Linked DNA regions of Homo sapiens: region 2 is linked to region 1. Evidence: chromatin contacts called from ENCODE Hi-C or POLR2A ChIA-PET data. All regions are on one chromosome and are shown on one strand. Each heading gives the region's core, a stretch centred on a gene start or an enhancer-like site at or near the end of the contact. The rest is flanking DNA. Distances are from core to core; before and after follow the strand shown. Region 1 overlaps SHQ1 (SHQ1, H/ACA ribonucleoprotein assembly factor). Region 2 overlaps FOXP1 (forkhead box P1).

What was found. Hi-C counts contacts between places; a loop is a spot of excess contacts on that map. ChIA-PET counts read pairs that join two places held with the same protein, here RNA polymerase II (POLR2A). Pooled maps may share reads with other maps.
Region 2: a pooled map shows a loop between it and region 1 (5-fold over the local background). The contact joins two enhancer-like sites. A Hi-C loop is called at or near these places in 1 of 37 single-sample maps with no recorded cell type and 2 of 50 pooled maps. POLR2A ChIA-PET finds 5 or more read pairs at or near these places in 2 of 52 experiments (H1 and activated CD8-positive, alpha-beta memory T cell).

The regions. Positions count from the first base shown.
Region 1 is chr3:72,754,630-72,759,337 of GRCh38, forward strand. The region is part of intron 10 of SHQ1 (SHQ1, H/ACA ribonucleoprotein assembly factor); the gene reads right to left. Among named protein-coding and RNA genes, the nearest start is that of SHQ1, 91 kb to the right of the region's middle. Within about 2 kb of position 2,487, at least 3 of the 41 ENCODE cell types and tissues checked have a DNase peak (open chromatin) inside an H3K27ac peak, as active enhancers do.
Region 2 is chr3:71,421,020-71,425,727 of GRCh38, forward strand. The region is part of intron 3 of FOXP1 (forkhead box P1); the gene reads right to left. Among named protein-coding and RNA genes, the nearest start is that of MIR1284, 120 kb to the right of the region's middle. RefSeq lists an enhancer at 981-1,030. Within about 2 kb of position 2,217, at least 8 of the 41 ENCODE cell types and tissues checked have a DNase peak (open chromatin) inside an H3K27ac peak, as active enhancers do.

The DNA.
Region 1 (4,708 bases), core at 1,237-3,736:
CTAGGCCTTCCAAAGTGCTGGGATTACAGGCATGAGCCACTGCACCTGGCCAAAGTGTCCTTTCTTAAGGCCACATTCTTTACTTCTTCCTAACTTGAGCTCCACTCAGCATCTTCCAACTGAGCAAGTTCTGACTTGCACAAAGCCCAGAATCCTCCAAAGGAACTGTGACTAATATATTTAGCTTAACAATGTTAAATGAAGTATACATATAAGCATCATCTATGGAGGTTTAGAAAACAAGGGTAAAATTTGAATCATTTTTGTGAATATTGCTGAATATATTAAACATGCCAATTCTCAAGTTGATATTATTTGGATCTTTGTTATTGTCTACTATACAGATATTGTGTCCTGTCTTTTATAACAGTAGAAATGTGGAATTCCAAAGCTCCTCCCCTAGAATCCTGGCTCTTCTCAGAAAGCATACCCCACACACAGGGGGACTGAAAGTAACAAGTGTAACAGGCAGAAAAGTGGTGAAGCTGAGTCCAGGGGCCCAAACAGGAACTCCTGCCTGTAACCAGCTGATGCGAACTTTTATCCTTCAGGAAAAAGTTTTTCACTTTCGGCATTATATTATGTTTAAAATTACCAGGTTATACAATAAGTTGATGGATGGATGGATGGATGGATAGATGGATAGATGGATGGATGGATGGATGGATGGATAGATGGATGGATGATAGATAGATAGACAGATAAATTGATTTTTGATCCTTTGCCAAGCTTCATTTCTATTTTATTATCCCACCTTTAATACCTCAAGCTGGCTAGCTTCCTAAATTAATACTAAAGTTCTGAAAGAAACTTTAATAAAAGAAACATTCTGAACTCTCTCCCATTCTTAAAGAATGCTAGGATAAAAACTGATTAAAATTTCAAAATAGCATTGGTGTAGAATGTGCCCCAGTAGTCTGAGGAATTAAAGTTGGGTTTGTTTTTATTCAATTACTTAGCACAGATAACCTAGCAATCACTGTTCACAAAAAGGGAAATTATTCCTGTAGGGAAAAAAAATTAAGCCATGAAAGAGTAGCTGTTTTGTTTTTTTCAACCACTAGTACAATTAGAGTTGGTTCTAATCTGCCACTCCTTGTCAATTACACAATCTACTTTTGTAACAGACTTACCTTTTCAGAAAGCAGCTCACTTAAGGTAGGTAGTAGTTTTTCTCTGTCGTACTCAAAACTGACTAGGCTAGTTCATGTCCAAAAGCTTGGTCAAATGGCATTATTAGATAACCACTCTTACAAACATCAGGTACTATTTATTTCTTTATTTAGAGACAGGTTCTCGCTTTATTGCCTGGGCTCTGGAGTGCAGTGGTGCAATCAGCGCTCCCTGTAGCTTTGACCTCCTGGGCAAAAGTGATCCTCCCACCTCAGCCTCCTGAGTAGCTGGGACTACAGGCACATGCCACCACACCCAGCTAATTTTTATATTTTTTGTAAAGACAGGTTCTCCCTATGTTGCCCAGGCTGGTCTCCAACTCCTGGGCTCAAGTGATCCTCCCACCTTGGCTTTCCCAGAGTTCTGTGATTACAGGCATGAGCGGCAGCCCTGGGCATGGTACATTTTGATACTCTCAACAAACACATAGGCTGAGTTACTAGTTATAGTATATGTTTTTTGTTTGTCTGGTTAGGTTTTTCTTGAGACAGACTCTCACTCTGCCTTCCAGTCTGGAGTGTGGAGTGCAGTGGAGCGATCTCAGCTCACTGCAACCTCCACCTCCCTGGTTCAAGTGATTCTCCTGCATCAGCCTCCCGAGTAGCTGGGATTACAGGCATGCGCCACCACGCCCGGCTAATTTTTGTTATTTTTAGTAGAGATGGGGTTTTGCCATGTTGGCCAGGCTGGTCTCAAACTCCTGACCTCACAGTGATCCACCCACCTTGGTCTCTCAAAGTGCTGGGGATTACAGGAGTAAGCCACCATGCCTGGCTAGTTACATGTTTTATATCTAAGTGAGGATCACCTACCTGTTAAGAATATATTTATTATAGAATGAAGAGACGCTGCATTTAAAAGAGACAATTGGATACCACTGCTGTCATATTTTAATAAAACCACACTCAAAATAGATTTTTCTTAGAAAGTTACTGGAAATGTAATCCTACAATGTAACTTAAAAAAGACCTTTCATTCTTTCTGCATATGTGAAATAATATCCTATTTGGAGAATTTCTCTTTAAAGACTGCAGACAAGTTATGCTACATGTAACTACCACGAAAGAGTAATTGCAACAGCAGAAAGTACTTGCCTTTACTATGGCTAAGCTGATACAAAATTTCCTCAATTATTTTACATTTGGTGACTGTAGGAGGGGGAAAGCCTCCGCAGCCTTATGAAGCAACCAAAACAAAATGCAAAAGGAGCCTGAAATGTAGGGGCAGGGGGAACTGGGTATAAATGGAAAGCATACATCCTGTTTTTTTGCTGTAGAGTTTTGTCTCAAACTATCAATCAACTTTTCACCACTTCCTGCAATAGCAGGTCTACTATAAATCTCAGAGTAACCGACTAGGTTTCATTTCCTCTGCCCAAACCTAGAAGCCTGCCAGGCATGACATACTGAGACTAGAGCCCACAATTGATCACAGAGGACAAGACTCCAGTGAGGCAATTCCAGACAGTTCAAACTGGATGCTTACTGGCTAACTCGGCCTTTTAATTTCATAGCATACAAAACACACAATCTCAGGTTCTATCTGGGACCAAACAGTAGATCAAATTTCTTCTCTTTCCTTTTTTTTTTTTTTTTTTGAAAGATGGGGTCTCACTGCATTGCCCAGGCTGGAGACCAGTAGTCAAAGGAGCAGTAATACCACAATACAATGTTGAACTACTGGCCTCAGCAGCCCTCCTGCCTCAGCTTCCCAAGTAGGTGGAACTACGGGTACGTGCCACTGAGCCCGGCTTCAACTTTCTGAAGGGCATTTACTGCACATCAATGGTAGACTGGATAAAGAAAATGTGGTACATATACACCATGGAATACCATGCAGCCATAAAAGGAACAGGATCATGTCCTTTGTAGCAACATGGATGGAGCTGGAGGCCATTTTCCTTAGCAAACTAATGCAGGAACAGAAAACCAATTACCGCATGTTGTCACTTGTAAGTGGGAGCTAAATGATAAGAACACATGGACACATAGAGGGGAACAACACACACCAGGGCCTATCAGAGGGTGGAGGATAGGTAGAGGGAGATGATCAGGAAAAACAACTAATAAGTACTAGGCTTAATACCTGGGTGGTGAAAATAATCTGTACATCAAACTCCCATGACACAAGTTTACCTATATAACAAACCTGCACGTGTCCCTGAACTTAAAAGTTAAATTTTTTTAAAAGGGCTTTTATGATAATGACATATCATAATTCCTCTCTATTGAAAAGAACCAGTTCCATACTTTAGGTTCCTTGGCCCAAAACACATGTATGTAGCCTGATCTAAAGGTAATGCACTGGCTTTAAGTAGAAGTTGCTGGTGAAATTCCTATCTTGAATCTGAGAGCCGCCAAGAAAAACAAATACCAATGGATGCACAGAGGAACCTGAAGCTGTCTCTTCTTATTCTATAACAGTGAGAAGCACTTCCAGCGCAGCCATTAACAAAAACATTCAATCTCTAAGAACAAGAAACGACTAACTTAACACAAGGAAGGCTGCAAGCTAAAGAGTTATTTAAACCATATCTAGTTTGGGCCAATAACACAACTTCTCATACAAATTTCAACTGGTTTTTATGCCATTTCGTGGGCATAGGCTCTGAGAAACATCATCTAGTCCATGGATCAGCAGAATCATTTTCTGAAAACTCCCTGTATTAGTTTCCTAAGGCTGCCATAACAAACCACCAAAAACTGGTAGCAGAAAACAAAATATATAAATTTATTTTTCACAGCTCCTGAGGCTACTATTTTTTCTTTTTTTTTTTTTTTTTTCCGAGATGGAGTCTCATTCTATTGCCCAAGCTGGAATGCAATGGCACGATCTCGGCTCACTGCAACCTCCACCTCCTGGGTTCAAGCAGTTCTCCTGCCTCAGCCTCCTGAGTAGCTGGGATTACAGGCACTCACCACCACGCCCGGCTAATTTTTGTATTTTGGTAGAGACAGGGTTTCACCATGTTGGCCAGGCTGGTCTCAAACTCCTGACCTCATGATCTGCCTGCCTTGGCCTTCCAAAGAGCTGGGATTACAGGCGTGAGCCACCGCACCTGGCCAAGGCTACTATTAATAGTCCAGAATTAAGGAGTCAGCAGGTTTGGCTCCTTCTCAGGGCAGAATCCCTTCCATGCCCTTCTCTTAGCTTTTGGTGTTGCTGGCAATCCTTGGAGTTCCTTGGCTTGTAAATGCATCACTCCAAGCTCTGCCTCTGTTGTTCAGGGTGTTCTCCCTATGTGTTTGTGACTTCACATGGCCATCTTCACTCTGTTTGTGTCTTAGTGTCTCTTCTTTTCTTATGAGGTTACCAGTTATGGTGGATTAAAGGCCCACCCTACTCTAGCATGACCTCATCTTAACTAATTACATATGCAATGACTCTATTTCTAAATAAGGTCACATTGTGAGGTTCTGCAAGGACATGAAGTTTGGAGGGACATCACAGGGCATCACTATAACACAGTACACCCTGTAGAGCTGAAATCAATAGTGGAGATGCTCATTAATAGAGGATAATAGACCAGAAAAAA
Region 2 (4,708 bases), core at 967-3,466, 1.3 Mb before region 1:
ATGTCAGAACGCCACAAAGCCTCACCCTAGGATAGCGTTGAGATGAGACTAGAAATGCCCATGTCCCCAAGGATGCTACTGGACTGCAAGGGACAGACACAGCAAAGCAAAATCTGTCACCATCATTCCCAGAGTTAGGTGTTTCCTGAAGCAGAGACCTGAGCGACAAATTCTTTGGGAAAAACCAAGTAAGAATGCGCAAAGCAAGAAAGAAACTACAGGGGAAAGTGAATAAATATCATTTTCCTTGATTCTGACATCAGGATAAAAAAAATTAAACACATTAAAGGTGAATTTAGCTAGGCGATGTCATCCTCTACCCTCAGGTAAATGTATGCCCTGTTCGTAATTTCAGAAAAAAAGAATAAAGTTGCACATGGTTTCAATATTTTTTCTGTGCTAGAACAATCTAGTTATCTTTTTATTCAATAAGAACACCAAAATCGCTTGTGTTTCCTAAATAATCTTGAATTTATATAATTTGACATTTTTTTCAAAGAAGCATAAATTGTGTGAGGGCCATCTCCCCAGCGTAGGACAATAAATGGCAGGGCATCCTATTTTAGGATAACCACAATATGCAAACATCAGAACCCAGCCGACTCAGGACAGAGACACCTGCGTAGTGAATGGTTCACACTAGAAACAGAGGGGCCGCTGGTCTCAGGACCTCCTGACCAAAGAAAGGCTGGCTTGACTCTTCTTTCATCCAAGTGGGATGATGTCACCAAGCCACTGCCCAAACCTTCTCTCAGAATGGCTGACTTACTCTTAAAACCATCACCACCTACCATAATTCTCTTAAACAAAAACAGACCAGTGTTGGCCCTCCTATGATTAGCCTCCCAGCTGCCTCTGAACTGCTGATGGAGCACCTCCATGTGAAAAGCTCAGAAGGCAAGTCATAATTTGATCCCCTCTTGACGTGGCCTTGGTTTCCTATTTTATCATTTTAGGAGATGCTTCCTTTTGAAATTTTCAAACAACCCAGCCCAACTTTTTAAGACAGTCTGCAGTCACCCCGCAATTGGGATGCTGAACATCTTTTACTTTCAAGCACTGCGACATCTTAATGGTGTGATGTGGAACAGGAAACATTAACTCACCCGCTAGTTTCAGTCACACTTCACAGCTTTCTAACACAAGTCAAGGACAACACGTAAGGAAGTTAGAAGTCAAGGGGAGTGATAATGCAGGCACTTCAGAAGAGAGAAGCATGCAACAGCATCAGCATAAACACGAACTTCTCAACCAACAACCCTCCCCCTTTTCACTCCTATTAGAAAAACTACATACAATCCAAAATGTTCTAGTGCTCCTTAAACCTAAATGCACGTGAATCACCTGGCCATCTTGGCAAAAGACTGATTCAGTCGGTCTGGGGTGGGGCCTGAGACCCTGCATTTCTAATAAGAACTCAGGTGATGCCGCGGCTGCTCGTTTGAGGACCACACTTTGAGCAGTGAGGGCATGGGGTCCCTCCCCCACGTCCTCACCTCTCTTCTCACCCTTCCAGTGAGGTCAGGAGAGCCCACAACTGAAAACAGGTTTCCACCTGAACAAGGCTGAAAACTTGTTTCAAATGAATCTGAAGTGTGGGGAAATAATCGAAAAGAAAGCCAAAAAGAATAATCGCCCAAGCTGCAACAAGTCCTTCCAATTAAACAGAGAAGGAACTCACTGGTAGTGCTGTACAGCTCCCACACTTCAGAGAAGGATCTAGGGGACAAACTTAACCAATGGAAGAAAAAAAGGGGTGAATGCCCTCTCTCTTGGCTGTGTAAGCCTTGAAATTCTTTCATCTCAGTAAGAGTTACCTACCATTTCTGGGTACACACACACACAAGCGCGCACACACACACACACTCACACACCCCTTCTTTCATATGGAGAAAACACAAACCAAAACTCCAATACAAACCCCCATGTGTAAGCTAAGACAAGTCAAGATTTCCTTGGAGAAAACTAAAACTCATTCAGGAGCCAGGAAAGAGCTGCCTGAAGCCCAACACCCAGCCCAATATCTGAGGCCTCCAACTCTCCAGCTGCTACAGGCAACCCAGTAAGATGCCAATGTCTCTGGTTCAACAGGTTTAGAACACCTCCAAGTCCCCAGAGACAATTTCACATCTTCAAAGCTCTCACTGAGGGTGAATTTATGAATCCACACAGCACCTACAAGTTCTTCCTTCCCTAGGTGCTATTAAGCCCATTTCACAGATGAGGAAGCAGAGAGAGACATAAGAATTGTGGCAACTTGCCAAGCGCATCGCAGAGCAAGACCAAGCGTGCATCCAAAGTGAGAAGGCTCCAGGCTCCCACTCCCAAGACCAACCCAGCCACTCAGAACATCCTAGTCACAGGCCCTGAAGCGGTGTTCCTTTGGCAAAGACAGAGGTTCACCTTGGACTTCTGCCAAGGAAAAACACATTAGTCCTAAAGGCGTGTCCTCTGTCTCCCCTCGCAAACTGCTCAACTTTATAGGATATCCGGGATTAGACCAGCTTCTCCTCACACAAAGAGCATCCCCCTGCTGGCTGGCATGCTCAGACATGGTTCTACCAGGGGTACAAAGCAGACCTGACAAAGAATCATAGGCCATAGAACCAGAATTAGAGAGGTAGCTGGCCATGGGGCCAACACAGGGGCCTCCCAGGCTGGCCTGTGTGGATTTCTCAGTCACGTTATCTGCATCCCAGGCACACTGTATCTCCCACCTCACTGAGCCCTTCAGCAACCCTGGCAGGGAAGTGCTATTATGCTCCCCCGCCGCCCCGCCCATTCTATGTGTGATCTAGCTGAGCCTGAGACATCTTCAGTTGTATTTAATCAGCTTGTCTTAGGTCACATGATTTCATGAATGGCCCTAAATATACCCGCAAGTCCATAAAGATGCACCAGCAGAAATATATTTCTATTTTTATTTCTTACTTATTTTATGTACATATTTATTTTTTAGAGACAAGGTCTCCTTATGCTGCCCAGGTTTATCTGGAATTCTTGGCTTCAAGTGGTCTTCCCGCCTCAGCCTCCCAAGTCGCTGGATTATAGGCCCAAGCTGTCAGGCCTGGCTTAGAAACATTTCTAATGCTAACATTTCTGCCAGAATGCCAACCTTTTTCAATAAGTAACAAAGAACTGCGCTGAAGGATGGTCCTTTAACCATAGTCTCACCAGCAGCAAGAAGGAAGGGACAATGATTTTGGCGACCAGGCAAACAGAGGCATCACCTCCTCTGCAGTCAAACAGGGAAGATCATAAATCCCAATTTGGGCTTTCAAGTCATAATTAGGATAATGTCCATCTTTTGCAAGCTCTGGCGATGTTGCAAGCACTGGGTAGGGCGCCTTCCCTATCTCATTTGTAATCCCCACCATAACCTTGCAATGTTACCAATGAGGAAACAAGTGCTTTGCCCAGTGCCCACAGCCAGGTAAAGAGGATTCCATGTCTGGTTCTCCTGACTCTAAATTTGTGATATTTCCACCACACCACACCATGGAAATTAGGTGGTTCTGTAAGAACACTGGGGACCACCATGCCTAAGAATCATAAAATGCAGCTAACTTCCAGAGGTGTATTAATCAAACCCAAAACTGTCAGAAGGTTTTTAAAAACCCACAAAAATCCGCACTCCAATTTTGCCACTAATTTCCAAGCCATCATAGGAAAACCACCAAAACAAGGTTGGTGTCACTGCCGAGCTGAAGAAGTGGTCCTCAGAATTCATCCAGCAACTGCTGCCTATGCTGGGCTGGCTTCTGTCAGCAAAAGTGGAGGACACAGCCCTGGCCTTCAAGAATCCAATGTTCCCATTGGAGAAGCCAAACACTTTCATGAAACAACGTCCAGCCTGGGGTGGGAGGAAGTCACAAGCCAACTGTAAGAGGTAAGGAGTGATCAAGAACAGGGAAAGCTTTTTCTAGGAAGAGGGAAATGTGTATGGCAGTTGCCATACTCTCAGTGTTTACTCAGAAAAAGAAAAAAAGCACTATCTTGAATTTGTATTCATATACTGGAAATCTACTAACTTGCAAGTGTCAGACAATAATCTACAAGGTGTCTTCATTTTCCTGTTTTTTTTTGTTTCGTTTTGTTTTGTTTTGTTTTGTATGAGACAGGGTCTCACTGTGCTGCCCAGGCTGGAGTGCAGTGGCACAATCTCGGCTCACTGTAGCATTCACCTCCCAGGTTCAAGCAATTCTCCTGTCTCAGCCTCCTGCGTAGCTGGGATTACAGGCATGTGCCACCACACCCGGCTAATTATTTGTTGTTGTTGTATTTTTAGTAGAGACAGGATTTTACTATGTTGGCCCAGCTGGTCTCGAACTCCTGACCTCAAGTGATCCACCCGCCTTGGCCTCCCAAAGTGCTGGAATTACAGGTGTGAGCCACCACACCCAGCCATTTTACTGTTCTTAATACAGACTCTGGTTTCCAAATCCATTCCAAGGGGCCACTGCAGTGTGGAGGGTGGGGAGGGGAGACCAACTTCTCAGAGCTGGAACTCCCTCAACTTCCTGGTGTATAACCGTCTCCTCAGCTCCTGGCAGAGTCCCTGGCAAAATAAATGCTTAATAAGTATCTGCTGAATGAAAAAAACAAGGAGAAGCTTTGAACTCATGCCCTTACTCAACCATAATAACTCAACTTTTGTTTATTTTAAAGGTGGGGGGGCTCTGAGTAAGATTTCATTTGGTCAAGGCAA